Linked DNA regions of Homo sapiens: region 2 is linked to region 1. The links are chromatin contacts, found by Hi-C or POLR2A ChIA-PET in ENCODE. All regions are on one chromosome and are shown on one strand. Each heading gives the region's core, a stretch centred on a gene start or an enhancer-like site at or near the end of the contact. The rest is flanking DNA. Distances are from core to core; before and after follow the strand shown.

What was found. Hi-C counts contacts between places; a loop is a spot of excess contacts on that map. ChIA-PET counts read pairs that join two places held with the same protein, here RNA polymerase II (POLR2A). Pooled maps may share reads with other maps.
Region 2: a map of CD8-positive, alpha-beta T cell shows a loop between it and region 1 (10-fold over the local background). The contact joins the promoter of IDH3A here to the promoter of TSPAN3 in region 1. A Hi-C loop is called at or near these places in 1 of 168 maps with a recorded cell type or tissue (CD8-positive, alpha-beta T cell) and 6 of 50 pooled maps. POLR2A ChIA-PET finds 5 or more read pairs at or near these places in 2 of 52 experiments (PC-9 and activated CD4-positive, alpha-beta T cell).

The regions. Positions count from the first base shown.
Region 1 is chr15:77,067,009-77,073,958 of GRCh38, reverse strand. TSPAN3 (tetraspanin 3) reads left to right here and starts at 2,850. Exons shown (of 7, transcript NM_005724.6): 1 at 2,850-3,067. The coding sequence starts at 3,005. RefSeq lists an enhancer at 2,484-2,543 and silencers at 2,684-3,383, 6,005-6,094.
Region 2 is chr15:78,146,681-78,153,630 of GRCh38, reverse strand. IDH3A (isocitrate dehydrogenase (NAD(+)) 3 catalytic subunit alpha) reads right to left here and starts at 4,269. Exons shown (of 11, transcript NM_005530.3): 1 at 4,201-4,269. The coding sequence starts at 4,227. LOC124903534 (a long non-coding RNA gene) reads left to right here and starts at 4,412. Exons shown (of 2, transcript XR_007064725.1): 1 at 4,412-4,523; 2 at 5,899-6,950. RefSeq lists a silencer at 3,730-4,309.

The DNA of each region.
Region 1 (6,950 bases), core at 1,601-4,100:
CTAAGAGATGATGGTGTTATGGAAGCTAAGGAAAGGCAGAGTTCTGAGTACGAAGAAGTCAACGGAGCCAAATATGGTTAGGTCTCGGAAACAGTAAACTCCGGTGATTACAAAGCACCTGTGTGCCAGGTACTTTTCTGACAGCTATATGTATATGAATGCACTTAATTCTCACAGCAATCACATGATAATTAGGGAAGTAATGTCATCATCATTTTCTCCCTATGATGGGGATACTGAGGCACAGAGAGAGGACCCAGCTAGGCTACCTGGTCCCCGAGCCTGTGCTCTTAACCATGATATATGCCACCTCAGAGAAGGGGTAGCAGATAAGTCACTGGTAACATTGACAAGAGCGATATCGGTGGCACTGTGGGGGTGATGCCACATGGCAGTGAGTCAAAAAGTGAGGCCAGGCACGATGGCTCACGCCTGTAATCCCAACACTTTGAGAGGCCAAGGCAGGTGGATCATGAGGTCAGGAGTTCAAGACCAGCCTGACCAACATGGTGAAACCCCGTCTCTACTAAAAATACAAAAATTAGCCAGGTGTGGTGGTGGACACCTGTAATTCCAGCTACTCAGGAGGCTGAAGCAGGAGAATCGCTTGAACCTGGGAGGCGGAGGTTGCAGTGAGCGGAGATTGCACCACTGCACTCCAGCCTGGGCGACAGAGCGAGACTACATCTCAACAACAAAAAAAAGTGAGTGGGAAGCAAAAGAGTCAAGGGCAGAAGTCCAGCCCCTTGCTACAAAGAGGGGCCCAGCTGCACCCCCACCACCTGGAGTCTGCATCCTCAGGTGATCTGTGCGCAAGGCAAAGTCTGAGAAGCACTGGATGAGATGACTCTTTTAGGAACTTTGGCTAAGAGAAGAAAGAAAAAGTAAAACATGGTGTTTAAGTGAGAGGCTTTTCTTTTTAGGATAGGAGAGGCATGACCATGCTTGTAAACTCAGAACTGTGGTTTGCAGCCCCAACAGCATATTCGAATCACCTGGTGTGTTTTTGAAAAACACCTGATTCCCTGAGGCTCGCCCCCAGAGAATCTGATGGAGTTTGTCTGTGTGGCCCAGATGATTGTAATGTGGGGGGGGGGGGGGTCTGAGACCCACTCAAGGAGAAGGCACAAGAAGGACTTGATGAGACCTTCACAGGGAAATGAGAAGGGACACGATGAGGATGAAGAAATGCAAAGGGGATGTTTTGGAAAAGGAGGAAAAGCACTCAGAGCAAAGCAGACAGAGAAATTTACAGAGGGCAGAGGCGTCAAGAAGATAGATGTTCAAAGGGAATCATGTTTGAGAGCCCATCATTTTTCTTTCTTTAACTAGGACCTCCATGGTATGGCAAGAATGGCACTTGAAACACTTAGATGGTGTTACTGGTCTGCTCAAAGGCTTCTGCCTGGCGTAGTAGGCTGTTGGTGATCCGGCCTCGCTCACCTCCAGCACACTAGGCTCTCTGTGTTCCCCTTCCTACAGCACAGTGATCATGTTCCGGTCTCTGGGCCTTTGTCCTTGCTGCTCTCATCTTTGGGCTGTTCCCCTCACCTCCCTTGGGTCCCCTCCAATGTTCTCTCCTCAGAGAGGACTCCTCTCATCACTCTATTCCTTTCCTCTGAATTGTTTCCTAACACTACCTCATGTCATATACCCACTTGCCCGTTTGTTTATGGTCTGCCTCCTCTGCCCGAACGAATGTAAGCCATGGAAGGAAGGATACGTCTTGCTCACAGTGGAATATCCACCACCGACAACAGTGAGGCCCAGAGGGGACACGCGGCAAGTTTGATGAGTGAATAAATGGCTGTTGCTGCTGCTTGGTGTAAATGCACAGGATGCTGAGATTAACAGGTACTTCTGAGAGTGCCTGGGAAAGGTGATGAGTGGGGGAGATTGCATGAGAGCGAGCTGATAAAGACCAGTAAATGGAAATCCTTACGGGCGCGGTCAAGGAGGGAGTGCAGGATTATAATGGCAGGAAAGACAGCAAACAGAGGCAGTTTATTGTGTGACTGATGATGTGTTTTTTGCACTAGACCACTTACTATGTGTGGCTCTGGGCGAACTTCTTAACCTTTCTAAGCCTCAATTACCCGATCAGTAAAATGAGGCTGATAACCATAGTGCCTTCCATCCAGGGTTGTGGTGGGGGTTAAATGAACTAATGGAGCCTGGCACCGGGTGAGCACCCAATAATTAATTGCTATGACGGATTCAAGATTGGGGGAAGAATGTGAAATGTTGCAATGCAAAGAGATGTTTCTGTAATCGTTGCGAATCTTGGTCCAAAACTTACTACCCTGGAATAGAACTTGTTCCCAACCACTCACCCACACAAACATGTCTCTGCCTTGCTAACGCCATCACCAGCCTTTTCTCCTCTCTGACTCTTCTGAGGTCTAGCCCAGCGCCTGGTACAATAAGTTTCTCCATAAGTATTTGTTGTTTTTCTTTGCACTTCTCACCAACAGTGCTGCCAAGATTTTAACCTGGTCAGGAGAATCTGGTCAGGCAGAGATTAGTGTCTCCAACCTTCCTAGGGGAGAATGGGCTAGGTAGAAAGATAGCACTCAGAGGGCTCTGAATCATCTATAAGGGTGGCATAGTCATAGGAGGAGAGTGGGTTTGGTCCACCAGAACCTCCCTAGGGAGCCATCTGCGTCCAAGGGCGGCCAGAGGCCAAGAAAAGGCGCTGAGGCCTTGGCTCCTTTAAGAGGCGTGGCCTCACTGCAGCCTCCGCAGAGGCGATTGGCTGAAGCTACCGGCCGCGTGGGGCGGGACTCGGTTGCCAGGGAGCGGCGCGGGAGCCCTGAGGGGACTGCGGCGGCTGCGCGGAGGAGCGAGGCACTTGCTGGGGTCGGGGCTGCGCGACGGCGCAGGGGCTGCGGGGAGCGCCGCGCAGGCCGTGCAGTTCCTAGCGAGGAGGCGCCGCCGCCATTGCCGCTCTCTCGGTGAGCGCAGCCCCGCTCTCCGGGCCGGGCCTTCGCGGGCCACCGGCGCCATGGGCCAGTGCGGCATCACCTCCTCCAAGACCGTGCTGGTCTTTCTCAACCTCATCTTCTGGGTGAGCGGGGCCGGGCAGAGCGAGGGGCCGGCGGCGGGGCCGGGCGAGGCCGCGGCGGAGGCGCCCGTGGGGGCCGGGCTTGGGCCTGGGCGGGCGCGCGGGGGCCGCGCGCGGGCCCTCAGGCGGCTGAGGCGAGGGGAGGGCCGGGTGTGAGGCCGCTTCGCGAGGTCCCTGCCGGACCAAGCCGGGAGCCTGGGCGCGGAGGACAGCGAGGGGAGGCCTTCAGGGACTCCACGGCCTCCAGCCGGCGCCTCCGCGCTCGGCCCACGCGGGCTGGCTCCGTGCCAGGCGCCCCAGTCTCCCCCCCCCGGAGTCGCCGGCTGGACGGAGAGCGCTTATTGCAGACTGTAGCAGGACGTCGGGCTCGAAATAGGATCTTCGCCAGAGGCTCAGGTTCCGCGCTCTTTGTCGGGGCCTCGCAGACGAGTGGCCGTCCCGAGGCGGGCAGATCCGCGGGGACGCTGCGGAGCCGGGGCGGGGGTTCCACTTAACGCCCTTTGTGTGTGGAGAACCGGCTGACTGTCACCAGCCCAGAAAATGAAGGGTTTCAACTCGAGGAGCCAAATAATCCATTGACCAAGAACATCGGTCTATTTGTTTTGGTCATGGGGGTGACCAAACTGTGAGATTATAACTCTTGGTTAAATATATGATGGAGATGTCACAAGATTTTGAAAGTGATGAGTTCACTTTCAATAAAAGGTGGCTTATGAATTTTTAAGGGGTACACCCTCTTTGAAAGGAATGTTTATGTCATCTTAGTTTGGGTCCTTATCTCATCAGGGACTTTTATAGTAACCTAAGTTGTTCCTATCCGTCTCTCCACCCTCCAGCCCATCTGGACTTTGCACCCGGATAAATCTTTTAAAACGTTTCCTCTATCACATCACTTGATCTGAAAATAAGGAAAACAGAAGCTTCAGCGGTAGAATAAGGTTCAACTCCTTCCCCTGGTCTTGGAGCAGAAGTCCTCAGTCTGGTCCCAAATCACCTTGCCTCTCTGAACTTGTCATTTCCTTAAACACTTGAGTGCCCTGGACAGATTGCTCTGTCCACAGTCGCCAGAGCACTCCTTGAACATTCCGGTTAACCATACTGTGCCTCTTCCTCCTCCCCATTCAGCTCCTCCCTCCCACGCATACGCACACCTGTTCTGGAAAGAATCCTTTCCTCCTCCCCCGACCCCCCAACAAGGGATAAAACTTCATATCCTGACAGCTGTCTCATAAAAGGATGGTTATATGTTAAAAAGCACTTGCTACACACTTGTATTGCCAGAGTCCTTCGGGGCGTTTGTGTGTGAAGAGTCCTAACTGGGAGGTAGTAGCTGTTGGCAAACACCCAGGCGACATTGGCATTTCCGTGATTTCTTCTTTTCCAATTAGAGCAGTGTTTCTTATACTTTAATTTGAGTTACAGGCTTATTTATTTATTTTATTTTATTTTTTCAGTTTCTTGAGTTTATTGTGAAGAATGAAATGCACATATAGAACCAGTTCCATTAGCAAAAGTCGTATCAGTCTTCTCTTTGTAGATGTGGCATGATTTGTGAATCTGACCATTATAAGGGCATCTTTTGCTAATTTAATACGTATCTATATACCTACTGCTACTTATGCATCCATAACATTTTTTATTCCATAAAGAGAAATGTATTCTACAATGATTAAGTCATTAATTCTCATAGCATCTCGTTATAAACCAGGAGTCAGCAATCTCTGGCCCAAGAGCACAAAACGGTTAGCTACCTGTTTTTCTACAACCTGAGAGCCCAGAATAATATTTACATTTCTAAATGACTGGAAAACAAATGAAAAGAAGAATACTATTTCTTGGCATGTAGAAATTATATGACGTTCTCCTACCATTCGACCCAGCAATCCCACTACTGGGTACATACCCAAAGGAATATAAATCATTCTGTTATAAAGACACTTGCACGCATATATTCACTGCAGCACCGTTCACAATAGCAAAAACATGGAACCAACCCAAATGGCCATCAGTGGTAGACTGGACAAAGAAAATGCGGCACATATACACCATGGAACACCACGCAGCCACAAAAAAGAATGAGATCATGTCCTTTACAGGGACATGGATGGAGCAGGAAGCCATCATCCTCAACAAACTGATGCAGGAACAGAAAACCAAGCACCGTGTGTTCTCACTTATTTTTTATTTATCTTTTTTAAGAGTTACAGGCTTTTTTAAAAGGAAAAATAATTTTCAGGGGTCCCCAAATGAGAAACACGTTGTCAGCTAGTAAGCTACCTAAGAGGTAAAGATGTGGCTTTGTACTCTTTACAGTTCCTTGTGAATTTATGGCCATAACTATTTGATTTTGAAGAATATTAGGTGAATTCTAGGTTATTCAAGCTCAGGGACTGGAATTGTTCATGTAACAAAATATTGGAAATACAGTAACCATTTTCTTTAAATTAGATTTTTATTTACTCTAAAATATCAGTTCTAAGTGACTCCTCTGAATCTTTGGATATTGTGTAAATATATGTACTGTTATTCCAGTGAAGAAAGTTATTTTGAACTTCAGTGGTGCTTTTCATAGCGGGTTATTGCCAAGACTGAAGTGGTAATGTTTAGTAAAAATATGCTTTATCTTGGTTAGTAGGGTAGTAAAGTTTTTGTGAGCTGTGATAAGGAAGTTAAGCAGATACGCTGGGGGCAAATGTGTCACAGTGCAATGTAGCTAATGAGGAAACAGCATTAGGTATGTCTCCCAAGAAAGTATTAGTTTGTGGACTAACTGTGGGAATCTGATGATGATGGGTAATGGCAACTAACATTTGAGTTACTATACCCCAGGCACTGTGCTAAACACTTTACATGGCATATCCTCACAGCTTTCCCATCTAGCAGGGAATATTAGGTACATTTTAGAGGAGAACATTAAGGTTGACTGAGCCAAAGTAGCACACCCAAGGTGTGATACAGCCTGCGTTCAAACCCAGGTTGTCCCATACTCTAGAGACTGTGATGTTAGGACAAAGTGTGATTTCAGAAGATTTGTAAAGAGAAGAAAGTTGTTAGAATCACTTCTCTAAAGCATGCTGATTTTGAGATTGCTAAAATTAGAAACTGTACCAGAATTTACATGACACTTTGTTTGGTTTTGAATTAAGTCATTATGAGGAAGTACATTAAAAAATGTTAAAAGGTTCTTCCTGGGAATTTGTAATGCATTCTTCAGTTCTAATAAATGTATTCTTATATGCTGGCCCCTCCCTCCTTTTAATGCCTTGAGATGATGAATAAGTGGAAGAATAAACATACTCTCCATAGAGCTTATCAAATGTTTACCTAGGTTCCCTTGGGCAACTGTAGGCAATAAAAACTATGTTGCATTGGCTCTTCACTGTCAGATGGTAATGGCTGATTGTTAACAAGGGTCAAAGTTTAATTGCTTTGGCAAGACCTTTAAACTACACTTTCTTATGTCTTGATATCCTGATTCTGCTGGCATTTTGTTCATTGAACTGTGACATGGAGATAGATATATACCTGAAATACTCAGGCTGTAAATTATCTGACAGCTAAAATCGTTACTGTTGATTTGGTGTAGATAGTTTGGAACAATGCTGTAATAATGTTACTGTGGAAAGGCACAAACCAAAAGCAGAAACAATCATTTCTAAAATCCTGAAATTTGTCTTAATGGAAATAGGGAACTCCTGCTATGGTTAGAATGTTTGTCCTTTATAAAACTCATGTTGAAACTGAATCCCCAATGTGGCCGTATTGAGAGATGGGGCCTTTAAGAGGTGATTGGGTCATGAGGGCTCTACCCTCATGAATGGATTAATCCATTCATGGATTAATGGATTAATGGGTTTTCATGGGAATGGGACTGGTGGCTTTATAA
Region 2 (6,950 bases), core at 3,020-5,519, 1.1 Mb before region 1:
TGAAATATTTATTGGTAACAACCAACAGCCAAGAAAGGTATGAATGAATTTTATTCTCTAATCTTCTGGTATCTATAGTCATGACTCTGCATTGAAAATAAGACTGGGCCAAATCCAAAAGAATGCCAAAACCATTGGCCAAAATGTTAATCCTAGGGCATGATTCATCCACCAGCGAGTGGGCTATTGGAAGGGAGGCCATTTAAAGGCTACTTTGTGACAAGAAAATTGACATGTGTCCTTTCTCCTCTCCCTGAACAAAAAAGAAGGAAAAGACATTCACACAAAACTCATGTCCTTGTGACAGAAGACCCAACCAACCAGGCTGTGCAACAAAGTGAGACCCTGTCTCTACAAAATTAGCCAGGTATGGTGGTGCACACCAATGGTCTCAGCTACATGGGAGGCTAAGTCGGCTTGAGCTCAGGACTGCTTGAGCCCAGGAGCTTGAGGCTTCTGTGAGCTATGATTATGCCACTGCACTCCAGCCTAGGTAATGGACAAAAAAAAGAAAAAAAGAAAGAAAGAATGAAAAAGACCCGACTCAAACAACTGATTTTAAAATGTAAACCCATCCTACCTGCATATGCTGGGGGCAGCAATGTAAACCCAGGAGTGTAAGGATTTGTGTTTTGTTCACTGTTGTATCTAGTGTCTAGAACAGTCCCTGGCTCATAGAAGGTATTCAATAATTTAAAAAAAAACAAAACAACAATCAAACAAAACTGAGTCCAGCCTCAGTCACATCTCTATCTGAAGAGTTTCCAAGCCAACAAGTAGCCTTAATACTTGCAATGATCTTCTTTAAGGACCAGTCTTTTCCATGTTTGTCATCTCTCTTGCATGATCTTAGAATAAAGCAGTACTGCACCTAAGTCATCACAATGACCCAGAACTTTAAGTAAAATAAAATTTTCCAAAGCACCATTTAAAGGTTACTTCGTGACAAGCAGAGCATAAAAGTGACATGAGGCCGGATGCGGTGGCTCACGCCTGTAATCCCAGCACTTTGGGAGGCTGAGGCAGGCAAATCACCTGAGGTCAGGAGTTCAAGACCAGCCTGACTAACATGGAGAAACCCTGTCTCTACTAAAAATACAAAATTAGCCAGGCGTGGTGGCACATGCCTGTAATCCCAGCTATTCAGGAGGCTGAGGGAGGAGAATCACTTGAACCCAGGAGGCAGAGGTTGCGGTGAGCCAAGATCGCGCCATTGCACTCTAGCCTGGGTGACAAGAGCAAAACTCCATCTCAAAAAAAAAAAAAAAAAAAAGGCCGGGCGCAGTGCCTCACGCTTGTAATCCCAGCACTTTGGGAGGCTGAGGCCGGTGGATCACCTGAGGTCAGGGTTCAAGACCAGCCTGGCCAACATGGTGAAACCCTGTCTCTAATAAAAATACAAAAATCAGCTGGGTGTGATGGTGGGTGCCTGTAATCCCAGCTACTTGGGAGGCTCAGGCAGGAGAATCGCTTGAACCCAGGAGGTGGAGGTTGCAGTGAGCCAAGATCTCACCATTCCACTCCAGCCTGGGCAACAGGAGCAAAACTCTGTCTCAAAAAAAAAAAAAAAAAAAAAAAAAATTGACATGAGTCCTTTCTCCTCTCCCAGCCCAAAAAAGAGGGAAAAGACATTCACACAAAACTAGCTTATGTCTCTGTGACAGAAGACCTGACCAATCAGCCTAGACAACAGAGTGAGACCCTACCTCTACAAAAAAAATTTTAAATGTTAGCCAGGTATGGTGGCACACACCAGTAGTCCCAGCTTCATGGAAGGCTGAGATGGCAGGACTTCTACTTTATAGAATACTCATATGCATATATATATATATATCTCACATCATTTTATTTATATAAAACCTGTAGAGATAGGCATTATTGGCACTTTTCAGATGAGGAAACTGAGGCCAGGTTCATGAAGCCTGGACCAAAACCCTGAACTTTGGACTTCAGGTCGTGGGCCATCTTAATCCACAACTCATTTCCTTTTTAACTTAAAAACATGTAAATAGTGTTGTACATGGGTTCTGAGATGGGTTTTAAAAAAAAAATCTTTTTTTTTTTTGAGACAGAGTCTTGCTGTTACCCAGGTAGGAGCATGATCTCCTCTCACCGCAGCCTCCACCTCCTGGGTTCAAGTGACTCTCCTGCCTCAGCCTCCCGAGTAGCTGGGATTACAGGCGTGCGCCACCACGCCCAGCAAATTTTTGTATTTTTAGTAGAGATGGGGTTTCGCCATGTTGGCCAGGCTGGTCTTGAACTCCCGACCTCAAGTGATCCGCCCACTTTGGCCTCCCAAAGTGCTAGAATTACAGGCATGAGCCACCATGCCTGGCCACAACCTGAAATGGAAACTCAACAGAGGAACTGTCCTGATTGAAACCGGCATCCAGCTCAGCACCTCCACCATCCTGGGGTCAGCCTCTGAGCCACCTTCTGCTCCAATCCCTAAAGTGAGAAGCTGGCCCAGAAGTCAAATGACTCTGCCAAAGGTCACACAGGGAGTGCATGTCAGAGAACCTCATCTTCTGACTCCACAACCCAACACTTTCTGAATACCTACTATGAGGGTTTTTTCATGCAGATCACACTAAAGGCAAAACAGATTTACCAGCACAATCATTATCAAGTGTTGCTTTAGTGCCTCACTGTGAAGGCAAATGTACCTACCAAAGATGAATTGGGTGTTAAATGTAAGTTCAGAGATTAAAGGACTGAGTTCAGTTTTCACAGTGACACAGAAGTTGCTTTACTTTTAGGAGCAAATGTGACATAAGAGTTATCATCACAAGCAAATCTGGGTCTGAAGAGGGTGACAAAGTAGAATCTAGTTATTGAACAAAAAAACCAGTTAATGATGCCCATGAAAACCACTGTCTGTTGGAGACAGATAAACATATTGATAAGAAAGCTTCAGATTTTTGTTTTCCTTCTGTACATACCAAGTGCTTTCACATACATTATTTTATTTAATACTCAAACAATTCTGTGATGTAAGTATAGATATTCACAGATGGGCATATTAAGGCTTAGAGATGTTTAGTAATTTGCTTAGGGTCACACAGCCAATCAGTGGCATTGCTAGGATTTAAATCTGAGACTCCTAAATTCCAGTACAGAGATCTTTTCCTTAAATAACAGTGCATCTCTGGACCTCTCTTTAAACCGAAAAAATGGGAGAAAAGTAGTATCAAACTTACAGAAAAACGTTAAATTGTTTATAGATTTCTAGGGGACCACCCTTTCATAGCAACAGGAGACTTGAGGCCTGATGGCCTGTACCATCATTTGCTATGTGACCTTGGGAAATGGGAACCAAGACACCTAGGTTCCTCTCCCTGCTCTGACACCGACCTCCTGTGTGACCTTGAGCAAATTCTTCTTCAGGCACAGGTTAGTTCCACTGAGAAGCTACGGAACTGCATAGATGATCTGAAACCCTTTCCAGCTCTGGCATCTGAGCTGTCAAGGAGAGCTAAAGCGCTCCAGATTGCAGGATTCCCACCAATGAAAGGTAAAAGGAAGGCTCTGCTGGTCTCTCTCTCCGAAGGTTCAGACGGTAATTCCGAGGTGTAAGATGCCCTATCCTATGAAGGGGAAATAGCTACAAGAGCACTAGAGGTCTGACTGGGAAGAGCGCCAAAGGGAAAACAATCTGATAGGGAAAAGGGCCCCCGGATTCTCTCACCTGGGAAAACCTCCCAAGCTCAACGCCAGTGCCCGTGGCACCTGCGGTTCCCCGGCCAAGGGCCGCGCAGACAGCGGATGAGAGGTGTGGGCAGTGCTGAGGGGATCAGTCCCGCAGCAGGGCCGCAGCCGGGGAAGCGGCCCGGATGGCGGAGCCGGGACAGAGGCTCCCGTGACCTTCCCGGGCTCGGCGCGAAGCCTGGGCTCTGGCCTGGGCGGATGCGGGTGACGGCAGCCGGGTCTCGGCAGGAGCAGGGCCGGCGCCCCCCCGCCTTGACCTTGACGCCGTCCCCGCCTCTGCGCTGCTGACCCGGCCCGGGGCGGCCCATACACTGCGAGCCGGCCACGGAGCGCGGGGCACGGGCGACCAGGACCGGCTCCCAAGCTGTCCCCGCGGGCAGCCACCGCCTCCCTGTCTGGCCCACGCGCCCGCCCACACCCGGCACGCGACCGGCTCTCCTGCCAGCCCTCGCGGCCTGCCTGCCTGCCACACGCCGGCCTGCCAGCGCTCACCTTAGAGATCCACGCGGGCCCAGCCATCGCTTCCCCTCCTGGCTCCGCAGCAACAGCCGCAGCGGCAGTGCGCAAGCGCCCACCCCACGCTCGGAGCCCGCCCCTGCACGGCCACGCCCCCTGAACGCCCCGCCCCCTAGACCGCCTCAGGATTGCTTCGCGCTCGCTCGCTGCCCCGCCCCTGGACATTCCGCTGGCGAATCGCCGGGCTCGTCTCTCTGTGACTGGCCTGGCTGAGCGCCAGGCGAACCCGGAAACTGAGGGGCCGGCATCTCCGGGAAAGCTTCTTCCTCCCCTCCCTGGTTCATTGACTCGCTGTTAAGGTAAGACGTTTGTTCCACACCTACTAGGTGCTGATTAATGTTCTAGGATCTTGGGGATATAGCGCTCCTCATAGAATTTACAATCCCGTGGAGAAAGACACATAATTTTCTTATTCCACAAATTTTGATTTTTTTTTTTTTTTTGAGACCGGGTCTCACTCTGTCGCCCAGGCTGGAGTGCAGTAGCGCGAACAGGTTCACTACAAAGCCTCGACCTCCTGGGATCAAGTAATTACTAAGCCCAGCCCAACTTTGTTTTTTCTTTTCTTTTTCTTTTTTTTTTTTTTTTTTTTTCTCCGTAGAGATGGGGCCTCGCTATGTTGCTCAGGCTGGTCTGGAACTCCAGAGTTCAAGCGATCTGCTTGCCCCAGGCTCACAAAGTGAGCCACTGCGACTGGCCGAATTTTATTTTTTACCAGCTTTATTGAGGTATAATGTATATATAGTAACATTTACTCACTGTAAGTGTACAGTTTGATGATTTTTAGTAAATGTAAACAGTTGCACAACCATCACCACAATCCAGTTTTTGAGCATATGAAAATGTTCCTTGTGTCCGTTTATAGTCAATCCCGCTCCTGTCCTCAATCCCAGGCAACTACTAATCTGTCTATTTAGCTCAACAAATATTTCTGAGGGTCAACTAGACACCAGGCACTGTTTTAAGTGCTGGGGCTTAGTGTCCAGTAGGAAAGACAGGCTTCAATCAAGTGTCACACACATGTCATTAAAACTGTTGCGCCAAGAAGCAAAAGAGCAAGGAGCTATGGCAAGGCAAAATCAGGCAACCTGATTCAAACCTAACCTGGAGGTCAGGGAATGCTTCTCTGAAGAAATAACATCCATACTCACCTTTCCCCTTGTCCTCTCCCTGTCCATCACAAACTCCTGAGTTCCTGCTGATGGCCAGGCCTCTAGCTGGGTGCCAGGGGAGGTCAGGTGTTTAAACCAGGTCTCTGCTACCCTACCCTGGGAAGAGTTCTATCCAGAGAGGAGCTGCCTACCCACCCAGAGAGGTGATGAGTGCAGTAGAGAAGTGATCCCAAGAGCTTTTATGACCTAAATAATAAACTGCAGCTAAGTCTGTGGCCTTGTCAGGAAGGAGGGCTTTTATCAACCCCTTTCCATTGGGCCCCTTCCCCTCATCAGGCCCTGGCAGTCCCATCCTGAAGTGTTCTCCCACAGTTCCTCCATCCCCAATGTCACCCCTGCCCTCCTTCGGGCCAGACCACCTCAGGCCCAGGCTCTTACAACAGCCTCTTCACCTGCCAACCTGCCCTCCCCTTCAGGCACAGCTCTGACCAGGGCTCGCCCCGGCTCTGAAACCTCCTGGCTCTCCCTTGCACTCTCCTCTCACACCACTGTCTTTTTTCAGCCTGATTTCCCACCACTCCTTCCAGCCCCAAAGACCTGGAGCGCCTGCCAACTAGGACTGCTGGCCAGCCCCCAAATGCTTCCCATATTTTACCTCTCCGTGCCTATGGTCGTGCCATTCCCTCAGCCTCAATGCCCTCTTGCCCCACTTCTACTGGCTGAAATTCTAGCTCCTTGTCAAGACTCAGCTTACATGTTGGGAAGTAGTAAAAGTTGTAAAAGCCCCCAAGACCCACGAATGTGTCCCCCTCTCCTTACTCAGAGCCCTCTAGCACTTGGCTCCCACCTCTCCTGGGAAACATCACATTCTCTTCTGCTGTGTGCCATTGAGAAGATAAGCTTTGGGCCAGGCGTGGTGACTCACGCCTGTAATCCCAACACTTTGGGTGGCCGACGCAGGTGGATCACTTGAAGTCAGGAGTTGGAGACCAGCCTGGCCAACATGGCAAAACCCTGTCTCTACTAAAAATACAAAAATTAGTTGGGCGTGTTGGCACATGCCTATAATCCCAGTGACTCAGGAGACTGAGGCATCAGAATCGCTTGAACCCACGAGGCAGAGGTTGCAGTGAGCCGAGATCATGCCACTGCACTCCAGTCTGGGTGACAGAGCGAGACTCTGTCTCAAAAGAGATAGAGAGAAGATATGCCTTAAGTCCAGAGATAATCTTGATGATCTCTTATGACGTTGTTTCTGGAACAGAGACTGGTACACAAGGAATACTTGCTGCTCAGTGATTGTGAAATAAACATTGACTGACTTTGTCCAGTCTTCATTTAATCTTCACAACAACCCTATGAGAAAACTGAAGTACAGCTAGTAAGTGATGATGCTGGCATTCACACTAGGAAGCTTCCTAAGTACTAAGGCAGTTCTCCTAACTGCTGAACTTTCGCTGAGGGCCAGTCCAATCCTACAAAGGCTTCCCAAGCCATTCTCTAGCAAGTGCACTGTGAGAACAAAAAATGAACAAGACCCACTCCTACCCTCCAGATCTAGTGAGGGAGAAACTCAGAAGTCTCAGATGGAAGTTGGGGGGTGATCAAGGAAGA